2 separate regions of the Homo sapiens genome follow, and region 1 is linked to region 2. The links are chromatin loops, found by intact Hi-C in ENCODE. Cell type or tissue: Caco-2. All regions are shown on one strand. Links, peaks and the distances in the headings refer to the core of each region. The heading gives the core; the rest is flanking DNA.

What was found. Hi-C counts contacts between places; a loop is a spot of excess contacts. Peaks named below come from ENCODE experiments on the same cell type or tissue, not always from the same donor. Only the 100,000 strongest peaks of a DNase experiment are listed, where the experiment ranks them.
Region 1: it touches region 2 in a loop (8-fold over the local background); 1 of 110 quality-filtered maps calls a loop at or near these places.

Annotation. Positions count from the first base shown.
Region 1 is chr4:172,724,077-172,729,465 of GRCh38, forward strand. All of the region lies in intron 5 of GALNTL6 (polypeptide N-acetylgalactosaminyltransferase like 6), which reads left to right. GALNTL6-AS1 (GALNTL6 antisense RNA 1) reads right to left here and starts at 2,802. Exons shown (of 3, transcript NR_125894.1): 1 at 2,748-2,802. In Caco-2, for the core only: no CTCF peak of the experiment used is centred there; a DNase peak (open chromatin) is centred at 2,195; H3K4me3 peaks cover 157 bases.
Region 2 is chr4:172,813,426-172,818,814 of GRCh38, forward strand. It overlaps GALNTL6 (polypeptide N-acetylgalactosaminyltransferase like 6), which reads left to right. Exons shown (of 13, transcript NM_001034845.3): 7 at 115-298. Among named protein-coding and RNA genes, the nearest start is that of GALNTL6-AS1, 89 kb to the left of the region's middle. In Caco-2, for the core only: no CTCF peak of the experiment used is centred there; a DNase peak (open chromatin) is centred at 2,556; H3K4me3 peaks cover 464 bases.

The DNA.
Region 1 (5,389 bases), core at 318-5,317, 89 kb before region 2:
ACCATGTGGGAGCAGTGTGATATCTTTCCAAAAGAGTGAACAGAACCCTTACTAATTCCCCAGTCCTGTATATTATTGCTCAAACCTGCGTCACCCTATTAAATCAATCACTTTTGATGCTATTTAGAAATGATTCTAGATTTCAATCCTTCTTCTCAACTTCTCCCACCCACATCATCAGTCCTTTATTTCAAGCCATTAGTCTATTATACAAGATATCATTTGGAATTTATTCAAACCTAAGCAACACAAAATCCATCCTATAGTAGCTTAAACAAGATACGCTTTTTCTCACGTAACATAAAATCTGGAAGTAAGGAAACTCAGGACTAGTGAGCAGTCGATGATTATCAAAGACCCAGAGTCACCCATCATGAATGACAACACCTTTGTGAAGCATCTCTGAATCAATTAGTTGGGCTCTCTCCCTGTGTTCAACTTTGTATATTAGCCTTTGCACAACTGTCTTGTGCTTTTTCTGTTTCCAAGTGTCTCCCACCTCTGCAGTCTGAGATTGCTTAAATTAAGCCTTCCTATGCTCTTCCTGACACACAGCAAGACCTCAATACATTTGTATAAAAATTAATTAAAATGAGTGAATTAAGAAGGGAAGTTATTGAAGTGGTTAGCCAAGTACTAAAGAATCAGTTTTTACGTCAAAATATGGCAATAGACCCAAAGTTTGGGGAAAAAATAGAAATGATTCAGAAACCTGAGAAAGAGAAAAAGAAATAAAAGGTGAAAAGCTCAAGGAATCTGGGATTCAAGAATCAAAATGTGAAATCCAGGAATCTGGGCACCAAGAAGAAGAGCAAGAAAGGAGCTTGAACATCATCAGGGTGCTAACAAGATATCACCTGGGCTCTCCTTCTTCCAGGACACCCAGACATGATTTCACACAATTTTTCACATGCAATGGAAGTCTTCGTCTCCCCCAACAGCCAAAATTTTCTGGGTTTTTTTCAAGTATTTTTCCCCTGTCTCCGTGCTTCTGTTAGTACTGAATTAGTTTGGGTCATGAATTATTTCTCTATTCCATATAGCATTTTAGGGGTAATTCTCATCTCCTACCTTAGTTCTTTGGAAAAATCCATTTAACACAACATTTGCATGTATAGGAGACACTACAGAATATCTATGAGGATTAATGAGGATTTTAATTATAAACATTAATAAAAGCAACTTCCAACTGAATATTACATAGTCCTAGTACTAAGTATTTTGGCTCTCCGTGCCACCCCCAAACTTTTTCACCTTCTACTGTACTCAGGCTCCACACATTCTTCTAGTTTTAGGAATGCAGAATTTCTCAGAGCATGTCAGGAAAAATATTACTCCTAAACTTAGCTTTGAGTCCACTGTGCTTATCTAGATCAAATAAGGATCTTCTTCTCAACAGATATAAGGGGTTGTAATATAACTGGAGAGACTCTTTATCAAAGATAATCAAAATTATAAACAGTATAAATGTTCCTAATTAGGCCAAAACGTTGAGAGACTATATTCCTAACTTAAGATAAAAATTGGGTTGAAAATATTGTCAAAAGTTAGAATTAGGTGTAGAAGGGTTAGAGATAGGCTTAGAGTTTCTTGACAAATGTTTAACAATCTTGCGTTCTGCTTTAAAGAGGTCTGGATTTGGTTAATGAATGATAAACAGTCATTTCCTCATCTGTGAAAAAAATTATTCATTCTGCTAATATTTGTCATGCTTCTATGATGTGCCACGTAATGTTCTAAGCTTGTAGATATATCAGTGAACAAGAGAGATAAAATACGTACTCTGATAGAAGTTAGAGGTTTATAGGGATAATAATGGTACTTATTTCATAAGGTTGTTGTGAGGATTAAATTATAAAATGTATGAAGCCCCCTTAGAACACTGCCTGGAATGTTGTAGAAGTTTCAATGATTATAATTGAGGCAGCGTTCCTTCCGCGGGGGCACTAGCTGCGGGGAGTCTGTTCCTTCAGAGCCCTGATTCAGCGATGGATGAATAAACGTACACTGACACACAGATATTCTGCTCTGCCAGTCCCGCTGAGGGTCCCAGTCGCTTACAGGCTTCCTGCTGAGCCCTGTAAACAGTTGCCACTGGGCCCTGATCAGCTAGCGAGGCTCTCGCCATTTATTCAGTGACTAATTAACAAAAGTTGTGAGTAAACACCACTAGAAGGTAAGGATCAAAGGCCAGGTTCCGAGGCCTAAAGCAAACATCATTTGCAGGTAATAAACTTCTGCCGACCCCCGAGTAGGAGGCAGTAAAGTACCCGCGGTAGGACAAAGGTCAGTCTTAAGCCAATATAAGTAAGCATGTTAGTAAGAGCAACTTCCCACATTCCTTTGTACTTGCACCCTAATCTTTCTGGCTCCTGCAAGGAGAGCTTGGCTGCCTTCAGCCAAGCAATCTGAAGCTATGCAAACTCTCAGATCTTCCAAGAGAGTTTTTGGCTATTACTATAACTATCTTAATATTTTTCCCACCAGCCTGATTGAACCCCAACCTATAATCACAATTATTATAAGATGATTATACTCTGATGAGAACACTTGATCAAAGTACAGTGATGAAGAATAGGAAAGTTCTTGACACATAGGGATGAAAATAATGGAAGCTTATCATGATCCATCCAATTCAACACATATTGATTGAGAGCCTATCATATATCAGATAGTGTTCTAGGAGCTTGAAATACAGAAATGATCAAAAAGAAGGAACTCAGAAGTTGTCAGAACATGTTTCTTACCTGGTGTATGAGGTCCCTATTCTCTCTCTAATAGTCCCTGCTTCTGTGAGCTTAACCACCATTTCAAGTGATCAAATGTCAGGTCATCTTCATTAATGATTATTGTTAAGGATCTCTGTGAAAATAGATTAACTTTCAGGAATCAAATATAAGTGACTCTCAAAGGCGAAAGACATCCCACTGGCATTCAGATTAAAAACTTAATAAACTGGAAAACTATAAAATGTGTAAATGAGGTTAAAAGTATTTAAATAACAATGAATATTTTTCTACCTTAATATTAAAGTTAATAAAATTGATAGTAAAATTCTTTTCTCTCAGTTGTCATTTTGTGTCAACACAATTTATGACTTGACCCAAGCTCCTTGTGTGCCCATAGAAAAACCTGGCCACTCTACTGTTTTAAGAAATAACGCTGTAGTCATCCAGAAGTCTTACCTCTCTAAATTCATCTGCAGAAAGTCATATACTTTACACCACACAACTTTCTCCCATTCTAGTCTCATTTTTTCAAGAGCTGCCAAATCTAAAGGAAGGATAATTACTCACAAACTATAAACGAATTCAGTAAATAATCATAGAAAAATGCTCAGATTCACTAATGAGCAAATAAATTCAAATTAAAACAATGAGGCATGAGATATGTATTTAATCTAATAAATTAGCCAAACAAATCCTGTTTTTATAAAGATAATTCCCAATACTATCAAGAAAGCAGGAAAATTGGTAATCCCATATTGCTGATGTCAGTGTTAATTGGCCTTTAAGGAATAAATCTAACAAAGTGTGTCACATGCTATTAATTTTTTCATATGTTTTGAACAAGTAACTCAATTTGTTGTGTTGTATCCTAATTTTGAACAGAAGCATATGCATGAAGATGTTATTAACACCATTATGTGTATTAATAAGAACAGAAATAATTTAAATGTCAAACAATAAGAAAACTCTTAATTCTAGCACATTATTTAAGCATTAAAATGTTTTTAAATATTTTTCTTTTTAATATTTAAATTATTTTAATATTAAAAATATTTTTCTTCTTTTTATTGTTTTTTTATTGAGGTAAAAAATACCATCTTTGCTATTGTTTTCTTTTTTCTTTTTGAGACAGAGTCTCGCTGTATCACCCAGGCTGGAGTGCAGTGGCGGGATCTCAGCTCACTGCAACCTCCGCCTCCTGGGTTCAAGCGATTCTCCTGCCTCAGCCTCCCGACTAGCTGGGACTATAGGCACCTGCCACCACGCCTGGCTAATTTTTTGTATCTTTAGTAGAGATGGGGTTTCACTGTGTTGGCCAGGATGGTCTTGATTTCCTGACCTTGGCCTCCCAAAGTGCTGGGATTACAGGCGTCAGCCACCAAGCCCGGCCCAATCTTTACTATTTTTATGTGTACAATTCAGTGGTAATAAATACATTTATATCCTTCTTCCTTTTCTCTTATATTACTCCATTTTACCTTCCTGGCCTCCGATAACCACCAGTCTACTGTCAATCTTCATGAGATCCACTTTTTTTAGTTCTCACATAGGAGTGAGAATATGCAATGTTTGCCTTTTTGTGTTTGGCTTATTTCACTTACCATAATAGGCTCCAGTTCCATCCACATTGCTGAAAAAGACAGGATTTCATGCTTTGTTATGGCTGAATTATATTTCATTGTATATGTACATATACAATGAAATATATATGTACATATACAATGAAATATATATGTGTGTATATATATTACATTTTCTTTATCCATTCATCTACTGATGGGCACTTAGGTTGATTCCATATTTTGGCTATTGTGAATAGTGATTTGGGTATTGTGAATATCATAATATTTGGGTTTTATGAATAGTGCTGCAATAAACATGGAAGTGCAAATATCTCTTTGATATACTGATTACCTTTCTCTCAGATATATACACCGTAGTAGAATTGCTAGACAATATGAAAGTTCTACTTGTAGGTTTTTGAGGAGATTCCATAATGTCCTCCAAGTGGCTATACTAATTTACATTCCCACTTAGCGTATGAAGGTTGCCCTTTCTCCACATCCTTGCCAACATCTGTTGTTGCCTGTCTTTTTGATACAAGCCATTTTAACTGGGGTGAGATATCTCATTGTGGTTTTGATTTGCATATCTCTGATGATTGAAGATGATGAGCATTTTTTCATACACCTGTTGGCCATTTGTATGTCTTCTTTAGGGAAATGTCTATTGAGATCCTTTGCCTATTTTTAATTTGATTATTTGGGTTTTTCCATTATTGAGTTGTTCGAGCTCCTTATATATTATATATTCTGGTTATTAATCCCCTTTCAGATGGATAGTTTGCAAATATTTTCTCCTATTCTGCAGGTTGTCTATTCAGTTTTATTGATTGTTTCCTTTGTAGTTCAGAAGCTTTTTAGCTTTATGTAATCCCATTTGTCTATTTTTTCTTGGTCGCCTGTGCTTTTGAGGTCTTACACAAAAAAATCTTTTCTCAAATAAATGTCCTAGAGCATTTTCCTAAAGTTTTCTTCTAGTAGTTTCATAGTTTCTGGTCTTAGATTCAAGTTTTTAATCCATTTTGATTTAATTTTTATGTAGGGTAAGAGATAGGGATCTAGCTTTATTCTTCTACATATAGATAGTTACCCAGTTTT
Region 2 (5,389 bases), core at 184-5,183:
GCCACGGCTGCAAGCATTATGCATTAGTGGAGGACTGTAGGCTTCTCTTTGCTGAAAAATGATAGATGACCTAGGCAGGCATGTCATTTCCTATTTTGTGCTTTCATTTTTCAGACCAAATTGCACTAAACCACAAAACCATCGTGTGTCCCATGATCGATGTCATTGACCACAATCACTTCGGGTATGAGGCACAAGCTGGGGATGCCATGCGAGGAGCCTTCGACTGGGAAATGTACTACAAAAGAATCCCCATCCCTCCAGAGCTCCAGAGGGCAGATCCCAGCGACCCTTTTGAGTGAGTAGCAGCCAAGGGAGGGGCCGAGGGGGTGAGGGCAGGTAACTCATTGCAGTGTTAAACCTGGGCTCAAGAAGACAATTATCTCTAACAAAATGGAATAAAACAGGCGGCAACAATATGCAAAACATCACAGAAAGGTCAGACCTACACCCTGTAGAAAATTACAAGCTGTATCGAATTCATGGAACACCCCTTCTTAAACTTTGCTAAGCATGAAACTGTACAGATGAAAGAACCAGGAAAATGCATAAACAGAAAATACATAGAAAAGGAAGGCATGTTCCCTTCTTAGATGCTTTCTTATTTTCAGTTGTTTCTGTTCTTTTGACTTTTCCCTAAAGGATTACTGAAAACAACTATTTTGTTTTTCTTTTATTAGAAATTGATATAAAATATGAACCAGTGTTTAAGCCTACTTTCTATACCCTGTTGAAATTGTGTACCTATAACGGAAGCGTGCTCCTAAGCAGGTGTTCCCACAACTGAAACATGGGGAATTCAATCAAAGTGATATACCCAGAGTCAATTATCTTTGATAATCCTGCCCCTAATTTAAGTACATCCTGTACAGAGAAGAATGTACAGCAATGATCTAATGATTAATTTCTACCAAACGACATCCTGTTTTTTCAGTGTGGACATAAGAAGTATGCATTTAAAGAAAAAGAAAAAATATGTATAGTTTAGTTTGACAGACTATCAAGACCTTTCATAGTGAATGGTAAACTTTTTCCAACAGTTAGCCCAGAGATTATCCAAGGTATACTATATATCTATTCCTTATACTGCACCCTTTGATATCATTAAAATTGTTATTTTAAAACTATTATATATGTTTTTCTTAGTACAAGAAAAATGTCTGTGATCAAGGCTTTGCACACTCTGAGTCCATTTAAAATGCATTAAAAATATCGTCTTTTCATCAATAATATGGGCCATAAAAGTTTGCAGTAAAGAAGCTACTGAGTACGAAAACCACTTCCTTGACACTAACAGTTTAAATTACAATCAACATTTCATAATGATCAGGAAAATATTTCCTACACTTCTAGTCTTTAGAAAAATGAACTCCTGGGGAAGCAAAGGGAATTTCAGAAGACGTTAGCCTGATACCACGCGAGAGAAGTCGTTTCTTTTGTAAAATGAAGCGCTCTCATTAAATATCCAGAGCTTCTGGAGTTCAGCCTCTTTTGACGTGATACTTACTGGAGAGTTTTTGAAAAGAAATAATAAAGGACCTTTGTTACTTCCTCAAATGCTTTGGCCAAAATTTCATGGGTATTCAAAACTACTAGAAAATCTTTTTAGTAATCTAAGCAAAGTGTTTCTAATAAGCATTTGAAGTGAGCTTAGCTGAGAGATGTTCTTCAGACTTCTCTGAAGGCAACCATCTGAAAGTCTTGACAGAGGGGCTTAAGGTGGGACGAGTGACAAGGTTGTGAGGTGATGCATATGTTAATTAGCTTGATTTAGCCATTCGACAATATGTACGTATTTCAAAACATCATGTTGTACATCATAAATATATACAACTTTTATATGTCAGTTTAAAATATAGATGAGAAAAGAAAATAAATTTAAAACGTTTTAAATGTAAAAATTTTTAAAACATGCGTGTGGAGAGGAGTACAAAAGGGCCTTAACCGTGGTAGAACTGTTATTAGGTGCTGGCCCACAGCAGAAGAGCCACAGTTCGGCCGCTATGATGTGAAAGTACACATTTTAAGGGCTAGAACTCACCCAGGCTGGCTTTCCAAATACCGTGATAGTGACTGGTTATAATGACCTTTACTTTATTTGCACTGTGATAGCAGAGTAGGGGTCCTGCTTCCTGAAACAGTAGGATCAAAATGCCGTCAGAGGAATCTGCAGTGGAGACAGTTATAAAAGTATTCTCAGTGCCTGCACTGACAGTCAACATTTTTGTCAGGCTGACTCTGACTATGGCTATTACAATATCAAGCACCTTGCTTAACCACAGAGCTGGCAGAATTGGTAACTTTCAGAACTAGGTTACCTCTTGTTTCTGTCCCCTACGTAGGTGGTTGTTGAACTGTCAAAATTTGCATTCATCTATTGCATATTACTATCTTTCTGCCTTAAGTCTTATTGATTCCTAGGAATGTGGACACTTTAGCCTCTTGTAATAAATGTAACTTGCAGGAGGTGTCCACTTTGATCTTATAAACCGTGTTTGCCTTCCTGATAATAAAAGAATGGTTACCCAAGCAGCTCTGAGCAGCGTATCGGCAATTTCATTATCACGGCAGTCACCTGAATGTGCTCATAAACAGACAAGCTTTAGGCTAAAACTTGCTTCTCTAGCTGTAAAGCTTTAAGGTACACAGAACGAAGGCAGTCTATCTATACAGCTTTCTTATAGTCTTCCACATTTCAAGAGGCTGCCGCCAAAGTGTATGGTTTTCTGTGGGAAGACAGGGAGAGGAGGCTGAAAGGCTAGGAAGAAGGGAAACAAAGAAGAATGTGCAAACGTATCTCAAACCCCAGTATTTTTCATACAATAAGGATGCAAAAATTATCTTTCTGTAGCAAGTTTATCAAATGTCTTAAGTGACAAGATTTGAATTATCTAATTTATTCTGCCATTACTTGAATTTTCAGTGACTATTATAGCAGTGATTATAGCAGTGTTTTCCAACCTGAAAATTCTGTGAAATTAGTGGGGCATTAACAGTATTTAATTATTAATTAATTGGATTGAATTCAATTGAAAATTTTAGAATGTTATACTAATGGGTAGGTATAAGTGTCATTTCTCAAATATTCAATTTCAGTTATAAGGCATATATGAACCTGATGTGGTATAAACTGTATTTCTTCACATAGACTACACAGTCAAAGTGGTCATCATGTACCAACTTTCTAAACTAGGAATCAAGGCCTTCAACAATCTGACTAGAAAAGGAAAACTCATGGATAACTTTGAGCATTAAGAAAATATTTACTGATATTTACAAAGGGATCCTGTTTTTCAACAAACTGCTACTAGAATATAAGAGAAAAGGCAGCATTCATGATTCAAATTATTATATGGTGGTCATAATTCCTGTTGGATTGGATACATTTAAGAAATATTTTGGCTGGGCACGGTGGCCGCGCCTGTATTCCCAGCATTTTGGGAGGCTGAAGTGGGTGGATCATTTGAGGTCAGGAGTTCAAGACCAGCCTGTTCAATACAGTGAAACCCCGCCTTTACTAAAAATACAACAATTAGCCGGGCATGGTGGTGGGTGCCTGTAGTCCCAAGCTACTTAGGAGGCTGAGGCAGGAGAATTGCTTGAACCCGGGAGGCAGAGGTTGCAGTGAGCAGAGATTGCACCACTGTACTTCAGCCTGAGAAACAGCCAGACTCCGTCTCCAAAAAAAAAAAAAAAAAGAAAGGAAGAAATATTTTGGGGCCAGGAACAGTCACTCACACCTGTAATCCCAGCACTTTGGGAGACCAAGGCAGGCAGATTGCTTGAGCCCAGGAGTTTGAGACGAGCCTGGGCAACATAGCAAAACCCTGTCTCTACGAAAAAAATATATACATATATAGTGGGGCATGGTGGTGCACGCCTGTAGTCCCAGCTACTTGGGAAGCTGAGGTGGGAGGATCACCTAAGCCTAAGAAGTTGAGGTTTCAGTGAGCCATGATCACACCACTGCATTCAACCTGGGTGAGACCCTATTGCAAAAAAAAAAAGTTGAATTAAAATAAACAAGAAATATTTTGGGTTATTATTAAGGAAGAAACCAGAATGTTCCCTCTTTCTGGTGGCTTTTATCATGATGTAATGCTTTGAGGAAATTCTTGTTATTCATGGCTTTTAGAAGGTTTTCTCATGACTGGTCCATCTTGAATTCAGGGCACTTAGCAATGAAAGACTTTTCTGTGTGACAAAACATAATATGCTCCTTCAGCCATGATGACAAAGAGAAAGATGTTCATTTGCTTTCTAAAAGTTTAGAGTGGGCCCTAAGAAATTATCTTGTCCAAATTCCCTTCAATGTGAGCAACCACTAAACAATGTCCAAGACAGGCATCCAACCTCTGCAGTAACTCATCTTTAAAGTAAATTTCCTACCTCAAAAGATAGTCGTTTCTGTTAGACTTATTGACAGAAATGTTTTCCCTTGTATGAAGAAAATTCTGCCTTCCTGATCCCAAATTGTCCTACTTGAGATACGAGGAATATCTAATTGGTCTTTAATGACAGAGCTATTAGAAATATTTGAGAATAGTTGCCATGCCTATACTGCCCAAGAGGGAAAACAACAAAACATTTTTCTTTTCCAGGCTACATATTTTCAGTTCTATCACCATGTTTTCCAGGTCTACTAGAATCTTGTAAAAGTTCACACTCGTTGATGTAATGGTTCAATACATGTAAATTCACTTCACTGCTGCCAACGTTTCTCCAACTTGTCTCCAAGGGCAGCATGAAATAGTCCATCCAGTATATCAGGTACCCAGGCCCTAATACATGACTCTGTCAACTATAAAAATCAAGTTAATTTCTAGAGAATTTATGCAGGTTCCTAGCTATCATGCTTCCTTTTGCTAAATAGAAATAATCGATTCAGCAGTTTATTCAATTTTGCAAGTTGATTATATTTTTCAGAATCCACCTCTATTCTGTCTTTGTGATTGTGGAGAAATTATTTTTGCACTGCCAGTCTTCCTCAGATAGAGCTTCACAATTCCTTAAAGACTTCTAGAACTAAGAGTTTTAATCACCATCAATGGAATTCTTGCCTAGACTTATTAGTGAGAACTGACATTCTCTATTTTCCATCTATGGTATACATCAATTTCCAAAATGCTTAAAATAAATACATATATACAGCAGCGGGGAAATTCACAGGCTAAAATCATCCTTTTTTTTGGAGACAAAGTCTCACTCTGTCACCCAGGTTGGAGTGCAGTGGGACAATCTCGGCTCACTGCAACCTCTGCCTCCTGGGTTCAAGTGATTCTCCTGCCTCAGCCTCCTGAGTAGCTGAGATTACAGGAGCACGCCACCATGCCTGGCTAATTTTTGGATTTTTAGTAGAGACAGGGTTTTGCCATGTTGGTCAGGCTGG